Regions from separate parts of the Homo sapiens genome. Here regions 2 and 3 are each linked to region 1. Evidence: chromatin contacts called from ENCODE Hi-C or POLR2A ChIA-PET data. All regions are on one chromosome and are shown on one strand. The core of a region is the stretch at or near the end of the contact, and the rest is flanking DNA. Distances in the headings are between cores, read along the strand shown.

The links. Hi-C counts contacts between places; a loop is a spot of excess contacts on that map. ChIA-PET counts read pairs that join two places held with the same protein, here RNA polymerase II (POLR2A). Pooled maps may share reads with other maps.
Region 2: a loop to region 1 is called in a map with no recorded cell type, with 5 times the contacts of the local background. The contact joins the promoter of NPSR1-AS1 here to the enhancer-like site in region 1. A Hi-C loop is called at or near these places in 2 of 37 single-sample maps with no recorded cell type and 2 of 50 pooled maps.
Region 3: a loop to region 1 is called in a pooled map, with 5 times the contacts of the local background. The contact joins the promoter of LINC00265 here to the enhancer-like site in region 1. A Hi-C loop is called at or near these places in 1 of 168 maps with a recorded cell type or tissue (naive thymus-derived CD4-positive, alpha-beta T cell), 1 of 37 single-sample maps with no recorded cell type and 5 of 50 pooled maps. POLR2A ChIA-PET finds 5 or more read pairs at or near these places in 1 of 52 experiments (OCI-LY7).

What each region holds. Positions count from the first base shown.
Region 1 is chr7:37,348,610-37,351,619 of GRCh38, reverse strand. All of the region lies in intron 1 of ELMO1 (engulfment and cell motility 1), which reads left to right. It also overlaps the pseudogene RNU6-565P. Among named protein-coding and RNA genes, the nearest start is that of ELMO1, 99 kb to the left of the region's middle. Within about 2 kb of position 1,484, at least 4 of the 41 ENCODE cell types and tissues checked have a DNase peak (open chromatin) inside an H3K27ac peak, as active enhancers do.
Region 2 is chr7:34,756,829-34,759,838 of GRCh38, reverse strand. NPSR1-AS1 (NPSR1 antisense RNA 1) reads left to right here and starts at 1,567. Exons shown (of 4, transcript NR_033665.1): 1 at 1,567-1,765. All of the region lies in intron 2 of NPSR1 (neuropeptide S receptor 1), which reads right to left.
Region 3 is chr7:39,732,052-39,735,061 of GRCh38, reverse strand. It overlaps LINC00265 (long intergenic non-protein coding RNA 265), which reads right to left and starts at 1,494. Exons shown (of 12, transcript NR_026999.1): 1 at 1,018-1,494. RefSeq lists enhancers at 1-270, 1,462-1,541, 475-1,674, 1,832-1,901, 1,992-2,091.

The sequences.
Region 1 (3,010 bases), core at 235-2,734:
GGGTAGTACAGAGAACTGAAGGAAAAGTGTTAGGAAACTCAACAGAAACTGAACATAGCTAGGCCTTCTGTCCTTGTTCCCTTTTGAATGTTTTCCTCTTGACTTGTCTTTGCTTCTCCTTGCCTCATTCTTTCCTATTGTGGATGACCTTTCCCCATGGAGGGAGCATGGCTGCAGACAGCTTCAGCTTCAGCTTCATCCCCAGCAGAAGGCAAGAACTCCTGGTGATCTACCTGCCTGGTCCCTGCAAAGTGCTAGGATTACAGGCGCAAGCCACTGCGCCCAGCTGACAAATTTATGAGATCCTTATTAAGGATATTTATACTAGGTTGGATCACATTTATTGCAAATTTTTTTTCAGATTGTTATTCGTGTTTAAATTTTTTAAATACTTTAATATATAAAAATTACACATGGGTCATGCTAATCTTCTCTGTATTGTTCCAGTTTTAGTATATATGCTGCTGAAGCGAGCACTGTCTCTAAATTTTTATAAAGGTTTTTGGAATTCAGAAGTTTTTAAGCTTGCTTGTATCAAATCATCAGGCTCTTCTTTGACGCTTTCTGCCTTTTGTGTTTTATTAGTTTGCTAGGGCTGCCATAAAAAAGTACCACAGACTGGGGTGCTTAACTAACAGAAATGGGTTTTCTCACTGTTACGGAGGCTAGAAGTCAGAGATCAAGGTGTTATCAGTGTTGGTTCCTTCTGAGGGCTTTCTCCTTGGCTTACAGATGGCTGTCTTCTCCCTGTGTTCTTAGGTGGTCTCCCCTCTGTACCTTCTGTGTTCAGATTTCCTCCTCTTAAAAGGATAATAGACAAACATGCTGTATTAGGGCCCGGCCTGAAGACCTAATTTTAACTTACTTCTTTCGAGGTCCTGTCTCCAAATACAGCTACATTCTGAGCTACTGGGGGTTAGGATTTGAACATACAAATTTTGAGGGGGACACAATTCACCTGTAACAGTTCTCATACTAAAGAGGCCTCTATCAACCTGAGAGGATTTAAGGATTTGAAGGAAGTCATTTAAACTAGTTAAGATTTAGTATCTTCATTAATTTACTGCAAATAATAACACCTGTCACTCAGGGCTGTGAAGAAGAGTGAGTAAAGTGCGTGTCCACGGTGCCCAGCCCCATGCCTGCTCTAGGCGCCTGTCTGCCACTCCTTCTGGCAGCTGTCCCCTAGCCTTCATGATGTCAATGCCAGACACTGGGAAAGCAAAGACTTTTCTCTGCAAGTTTCCATTATATTGCAAGCCAACCGTAGCTAATAGCACATTTCCCCACCTGTCAAGTAAATGGGCTGAATTGTTGCTGAGATTAGCATACATGGCTAGCGTGTACAGAAAATGAAATACTGAGCCTCCACACTGGATTCCATTCTCTGTTTATTCTCTTTCTGCTGAGTGCTTGCATGTTCTGTTCTGAACACACCGTGTTCCCTCATTTCTGAAGCCACAAACTTCCTCTTAGGCCCCGGGCTGTCTTCAGAATGGCCATCAGGTCCCTGATACGGGAACCTGAAATGACACCCCCACCATATACCCATCCATCCAGACCCTCCAGTGTAGGGCAGGTGGGGGGACATGTGCCCACCACTGCTGCTCCCATGGGAAACAAAGACTGGCTTCAGCAAACCTGGACACTCATACATCCTGAATAATGTCAGCTGACCACACCACCGACTTCATGTATTCCTTGACCTAGACACTAAAGGTATTGAGACAATTTCAGTCTGTTTGGCATAAGAAGGATGGTAGCACAAAGAAGAGAAGAGCAAAACTTTTACCCAAAGCCTATTTCGGTGGCCCCTTCTGAGGTTCAGTGTACCATGCAGGGCGGTGTTCTCAAAAGTGAAGACTAGGCCAGGTGTGGTGGCTCACGCCTATAATCCCAGCACTTGGGGAGGCCGAGGTGGGCAGATCACCTGAGGTCAGGAGTTCGAGACCAGCCTGGCCAACATGGTGAAACCCCATCTCTACTAAAAATACAAAAATTAGCCACGCAAGGTGGTGCCTGCTTGTAATCCCAACTACTCGGGAGGCTGAGGCAGGAGAATCACTTGAACCCGGGGGGCGGAGGTTACAGTGAGCTGAGATTGTGCCACTGCACTCCAGCCTGGGTGACAGAGTGAGACTTCATCTCAAAAAAAGAAAAAGAAAAAAAAAGTGAAGACTAGAGGGCTCCAGGAAGACAGCAGTGCCAAGAGGGAAGGGCTGCTTTCAGTGGGTGATCCTCCTGAAGCCCTTTCCCTTTCTGCCTAACCTAATGCAAGGGGAAAATGTGGTCTATGTCTTTTTCTATCAGAGACAACTCAACATTAAAAATATGAGATGAACAGCTCCCTTTCCACTATCCCCATCATCATTATAAACCCATTATCCATCATCAGTAGATAATGACTTAGCGGGACAGAGGACAGCTTTTCTGGTGAGGAAGGAAGGGGCTGAGGAGTGGAAGCAGATCGTTTCTCCAGCTGTTTGGTGTTTCTCTCCCATTGATCTGCCCTGGCCTCCACTGGCCCATCTGTTGGGCTTGTGAGTGCAGTAGGGGAGGGGACACACGGTTCACCAGGGCAAGTGTGTTCGTTTCCCCAACACACAGCTTCTACAGGAATGGCCATACAGGCTTAATTTTTTTCTCAGTAGGGTTTACTGTGCAACAGAAAGACTACAAAGAGCATTAAAAGGTTCAAAGCCATTGCAGTCACCCAAAACTAAAAAACTATATGGGAAATTCAGAAAAAACAACAAAAAGTGATCAGGTATTTGGGACCTTTGTGGAACCGAAAGAATTAATTAAGCTGTATGGAAAAACCTGTAGAGATGTAACAGATCTTTAAGAGACTACAGCAAGAGGCATGTTGAACTTGGGGCATAGAACAATGTGTAGAGAGATGAGTTTCTAGGTGGGAGTCAAAGCGATTTCTGTCTGTCGTCTTCAAAATGCCACCCAACCTACGGAGACATTTAGTGGAAGAGTGGGCTTGTTCACGGGTTATAGAGTC
Region 2 (3,010 bases), core at 318-2,817, 2.6 Mb after region 1:
ACTAAATGCCAGAAGTAACCCCTGCTGCCCCAGTCTTTGTGATAACTCCAAATATCCCACCATTTCCAAATGCCCCAGGACTGCTTCCTGTGAAGAACTATTGAGGTGTGGAAGGACATCTAGTGGTAGATTGGGAATATGACCCAGCATTTCTAGGTCAGTTTCAGTTTATACCCGCCATGATTATGCCTGTGGCCCTTTCTCTTAAATATGCCATGGTTTTACTTGGCTCATTGGAGATGGCTGATTCCTGGCCTGGGGCTGGGAAAAGGACAAGATAAGCCTGGAACATCATGTTGTGCTGGCAAGTGAGGACATGCCCAAAAATGCTGAGAAACATGTCAACAGAAACACGCACCAAATTGTAGGGCTCTTGCTGACCCCAGTCAGCAATCTAGGCATAAAAAGAAATAACTATGGCAACAAATTATAACCCACAGAATAAAAGAAGAACCTATGATGTAAATTTAAAAATGGGAGAGAAGGGAAATTTCTTCCTTAAAGTAGAGAGACTGCTAATAAGTATAGAAGAAATAATGAAATTAGAAAATCATCATTTGGAAACCTTTATAGCATTGATTCAGACAGGAATCTACACTGTATGGTAAGTGCTGTGAGTGAAAGTTTAAGGAGTATCAGGATGGCTATGTACTCTTAAAATACTTGTCAGTTGCAAAAGGAAAAATAGTATCTTTACAGTGGAGAAATCTGACAATAACATCACTAGTAATGGGACAAATTGATATACTGTGTCTGCTGATACTATATACTAAGAGGAACATAGCATCATTCCTGGTGTATAACTCTCAAAAGCACATAACCTTAATCTATTCAGAAGGAAACATCACACAAACCCAAAGTGAGAGAAACTCCACAAAATATCTAACCTATGCTATTTAAAAATGTTGATGTCATAAGATACAAAGAAAGACCAAGGAACTGTTCTAAGTTAAAGAACACTAAACGTACATGGCAACTGAATACAATACATGATTCGGGGTTTTTTGTGCTAAAAAGGATGTTCTTGGGATAATTGGTGACATTTAAAGCAGGTTTGCTGATTACCTGGGACATTTTTAGATGGATGGATAGGTAGATAGGTAGGTATTATAGATAGACTGATAGAGGAAATGATAAAGCAAATATGAAAAATATTAACATTTCAGGAATATGTGTACAGGGTACATGGGGGTATTTGTACTACTCTTGAAGATTTTCTGTAAACCTGAAATTATGTCAAAACAAGAAGCTAAAAATGAAAAATGTCCTGGTTGGGAAGACACATATGGTTGCTCAACCCATAGGGGAAGAGCTGGCAGAATATGATGGCTGTGACCTCTGCACGGTACTGAAGATATGGGCAACATGTTGAGCAAGGGCTGCTGTTATATTGAGAAGTGAGCTTTAGAATTGTTCAGCAAGTTTCTTCTTGTTCAGACCAGTATAGGCTTTCCTGGTAAGCTACTGTGCAATGTATTTGTTAATTATTAGCTCAGAGAGAGATTCAGCAAGTGGGCTTACATCTGTTCCCATGAAACACCATGAACTTCACACTCTCTGGGGAGGTCTAGGACTCAGAAATATAGATGTTAGTAAGAGCAAACAGACATAACAGATAACACATACAAAGTGCCTACCACATGCTAACCACTGCTGCAGGCACTTTCTATAGAAGAACTAATTTAATCATCACCATAACCCTATGGGGTAGATGATATTTTTACAACCTCCATTTTACAGATGAAGAAACTGAAGCATAGACCTGGTGAGTAACTCACCCAAGTATTAGTATGGAGGGGAGCTGGGATTGAAACACCAGTTATGGTCATTCCAGAGGATGAATGCTCTCTTCACCACTCTCCTCTTCTGCTTCCTGAGGGGCTCTGAGCAATGAAACTCTTCTTTCCAGATTGTGCTTATAAAGCAAACGAGGTGTCCAGGATTAGACCTCTAGAAGAGTCTGAGCTGTTGTACCCCATACTGGGGCAAAGTAAGTTGTTTGTGCTGAGTGGGGAGTGGAGCCAAAGCTCAGAGGAGGCATCGGAAGGTAGGAGCAGATATGCGGAGCAGACTAGCAGAACAGTCGCATGGCCAGAAGAAAGCTGGAGGGTTGGGCCGAGGTTGGGTCACTAGATAGCAGAGTGAGAGGAAGCAATGCCCAGCCTAGTGGGTGGCTGATCAAGGCAGAAACTGGGGGGTCAGTGTAAGAACAGGCTGGGCTTCAGAGCCAGAACTCATACACAAAATATTCTGGATTTATTCCTTGGGAAGGCTGTGTTCCAGTGTGTCTGATAAGGCCTTGGCCTCATCTTTCTGGTGGCACTCACCTTTCCCAAAAAGTAGCTAAGCCTAATCTTTGTCACTAAGGAAGTGGGGAACAAACACTGGCCGACACCTGCATCCCAGGCTGTGTGCTAGGTATTTAACATGTATTATCTTACTTAATGCAATGTTTTGAATAAGTGTACCTGAGCCAAACTGCCTACTGTGCACATATATATTAGGTTGGTGCGAAAGTAATTGCTGTTTTTGCTACTAAAAGTAATGGCAATTACTTTTGCACCAACCTAACAGAAGGAGTGACTATTCAAAGTGTGCACTCAACTTTCAGTTCAGTGAAATTTGGATTGTTTATTGGAGCTTGATGCAATTGTAATTAAATAGAATAATATAATTAGATAATTTTCACTGTAAGTGCAATACAAATATAGGTACTCAAAACACCACAGGTAGTAGAAAAAGCAGGCATGCTCTCATCGAACCAACATGGCAATTTTTGCGTACAACAGGAAGCATCAAACTCAATGAACTATGGAGGCCAGCTCAGGCACAATTATAGACATAATTTCTTAATCATCGTAACTATCTGAAGAAGGCAATCATATAATTTCAGCCTTTTGTGGTTATTGTAGGATTTAATTCAGTAAAGCATATAAAGCATGTGGCTCAGTGCCAGCCACAAGGGAGGCCCTGAATGCATGGCACCTGCTCTGCTCATTTTCTCAAGAGA
Region 3 (3,010 bases), core at 245-2,744, 2.4 Mb before region 1:
CACCATGTTGGCCAGGCTGGTCTCGAACTTCTGACCTCGTGATCCGCCCACCTTGGCCTTTCAAAGTGCTGGGATTACAGGTGTGTGCCACTGTGCCTGGCCTAGGGTAAATCTATATATAAAAAAACTGATGCCTGGAACGGGAAGGAGACTAGCAAATTAAGGTACAGACCTCTCAAGATCTACTGGAGGGGAGAGTGAAGTGACCAGGGTAAGAGAGAAGCAAGCTGAAGCCCTAGGAATTCCAGAAGTGGGAGGTGAGGTGGAGAGAGGAAGACCAGGAAGCCAGACTAGCTTAAAGAGGAACGAGTTAACAGAAGAATAAGCATTATGACCCAACACAGAATACAAATTTAATAAGAACCCATTTTCTTTATTAAAAATTAAAGACATAATGGCCATTTATTAAAAGCCATGTGTTTGGCACTTTTTGTAGTGGTTTCACATAATTCTAGGGGCATCCCACTGAAGAAGGGTTTACAATCCTCATTCTACAAATGGGGAAGCAGAGGCTCTGAAGGATCTCCTTGTGAATTGCTAATTAGAAGCTCTGGAAATTACCTATGTTCTGACTCAGCCACTTCCTCACTGTGGGACCTGGGGCACGTCACTTCATCTTGAACCCTTGAAAGACACCTGGCAGCTGAGCGACCCCTCTGACTGGGAGTCACAGGACTCTAGGGGTTCTAATGTCCCTCCACTGCACTGTCCCCCTGCCCCCTGCATTCTGTCAACCTTAAACAATGAAGTTCAGAAAATGTAAATAAGCATAGAGTTTATTTAAACACAAAGATTGAGGATGGCCATCCAGGAAAGCGCTGACTCCAAACAAATGATGTCAGCGTTTCCAAGGTGAAGTTAAGGTTTCAATTATATAGACGGAGGCAGGGACATTCCAGCAGGATTACAAATGTGCATGCAAGTTGCATACCTACAACGATGTGGTTGGTTTCAGATTGCTACATTCCAAGGAAGATTATGACTGTGAGGAGGGACAATGATCTAAAGGGGTCTTACCTTGGATGCTACTTGGTCTTCTTAATTATTTACAGCGGAAAAAGGCAGAGGTTGCATCTGCATGCCACATGACTCAGGCTGCATAGCCACATTCCTCTCAAGGCTCGGGATCATGTAAAGTTCCAGCAGCTTTAAGTTGTAATTCTTTTAAGTTTGATTTAATTTAACAGTTCCAAAATCCCTGTTTTACAGGTAAAGAAACTGAGGCCAGCAGCAAGGGCAGGTCTAGCATCCAGGTTCCCTCTTAAGTACCTCTGATTCTGAAGCGGAACCTGCTTACAGAACATCACGGGCGGCTTCAGGGTCTATATAAGAAAAACAGATGCCCAAGCGGGAAGGAGACTAGGAGGCCGTGTTGAGAAAACCAGACCCAGCCACTGGCCTTGAAGTCCGGATGGAAGCTTGGCGCTTGCCTCGCCTCGTCTTCCTTCCGCCCTGGTGCTGAGCGGCTAGTCCAGAGCCGGCAGGATCTGCGCTTCCGGTTTCCGGGTTCTCCGGGTGTAGCCGCCTCTGCCCCGGGGGATCCCCTCTCCTCCAGCAGGCCGGGGAGGCCTACGTGGGCGGCTTCGTTGCAGCCAGCTTGCCGTTGTCACGGAAATCTCCTCCGGCGTCTCCAGGGACCACAGCGGGAGAGGAAATAGCCACCAACGAGATAGCGGGGGTCTCGTGACGTCACGGTAGCTGGGCAGGCTTCACAGCGTTAGCCCGCGAGCTCAGCCGATCCCTGGAGTCTCAGGCCGGGGGTTGGGGTTCTGCTACAGGGCGAGGAGTAAGAGTGGCAGTCTGAGAGACGCAGCTTCGTCGCCTCCAGGGTGTCCCAAGGCACCTCCTATCAAGTTCCTCCAAAATGCACCTCTCCCCTCCCCCTCACGTGCTCCTCCTGAATTCCATTTCGATGCAGGCACCGCTGTCTACTGTAAGAGGAGCGGCCCTTGGGTGGGGGAGAGTGGAAGAGGAACTGTCGTTGGCAGAGAAGACTTCAGGAGAAATCCGGTCCCTGGCTTTCGCTTCTGCAGGGCCAGGCCGAGTGGGGTTCAGGCAGCGATGGGAGCTCAGGAGAAGAAGGGCTTTTCCTAACGGGGGAGGGTGGGAAAGGGAAGTGCCACCCTGGAAAACTGCTCCACTAGTTGCAGTGTGCATGGCGGGAAGGAGGAGAATTGGCTAGAGCTGAGCTGCAGGGAGCCTGAATGACACCTTGTCTTGCTGCAGATGGCCCCAAACCCTGCGGTGCTCTTCCGCAGGTGGTCATAGGACCTGGCTCAGTCCAGCTTGAGGAGGGTCCCCGGAAGGAAGTCATTCCTCCTTCCCTTCTCAGAATTAATAAGAACCAACTATGAGCCAGGTCCTTTTCCAAGGCCTGGGGATGCAGTAATGAATAAGAGAATAAGGTTCCTGCCCTCAAGGAGACTGGCTCTAGGACGTGTTAAAACTTAAATTCCAAACTCTCCACCCCAGCCTCTGCTCTGGAAGTGATCGTTTGTACTGAACAAAGTGAACAGATTATAACCAGACATGGCCCTAGAAAGGGTATCCATTCTTGATGGTGCCCTGACCATATCTGGAAACCTGCTCCTTTGCAGTGCTCGGGGCTGAGGTCTTTGGGCCGCCTCCTGAGGCCCCAGCTTGGTGTCCATCCTGTCCCATCCTCTCTGTATGTTCTCTTCACCTTCAGTTTCTGCTTCAAGGATTCCTCCAGAAAGAACGGGGCTGGGCTGGAAGTGGTGTATCCTAATCTCTCGTCCCCAGGAAGGAGTACATGGGCTTGAGACTTACAAGGTCTCAGGGTTTCAGGCGTTTGGAGGCTGATCAAGAAAAAAGATAGAAACACTAGAGGCAGGCACACAGAAGCTTTACTGGGCAGTGCTTGGATAGGGATGCATAAGAGGGGAAGTTCCTCATAGCGTGAGACCATCCACAGCTTTAAGATGGGGGAGCCATCTTCCAGAATGGGAGAGTTTAAGGCATCTCCTGGGGGAGAGGGTGACCAGAGAGG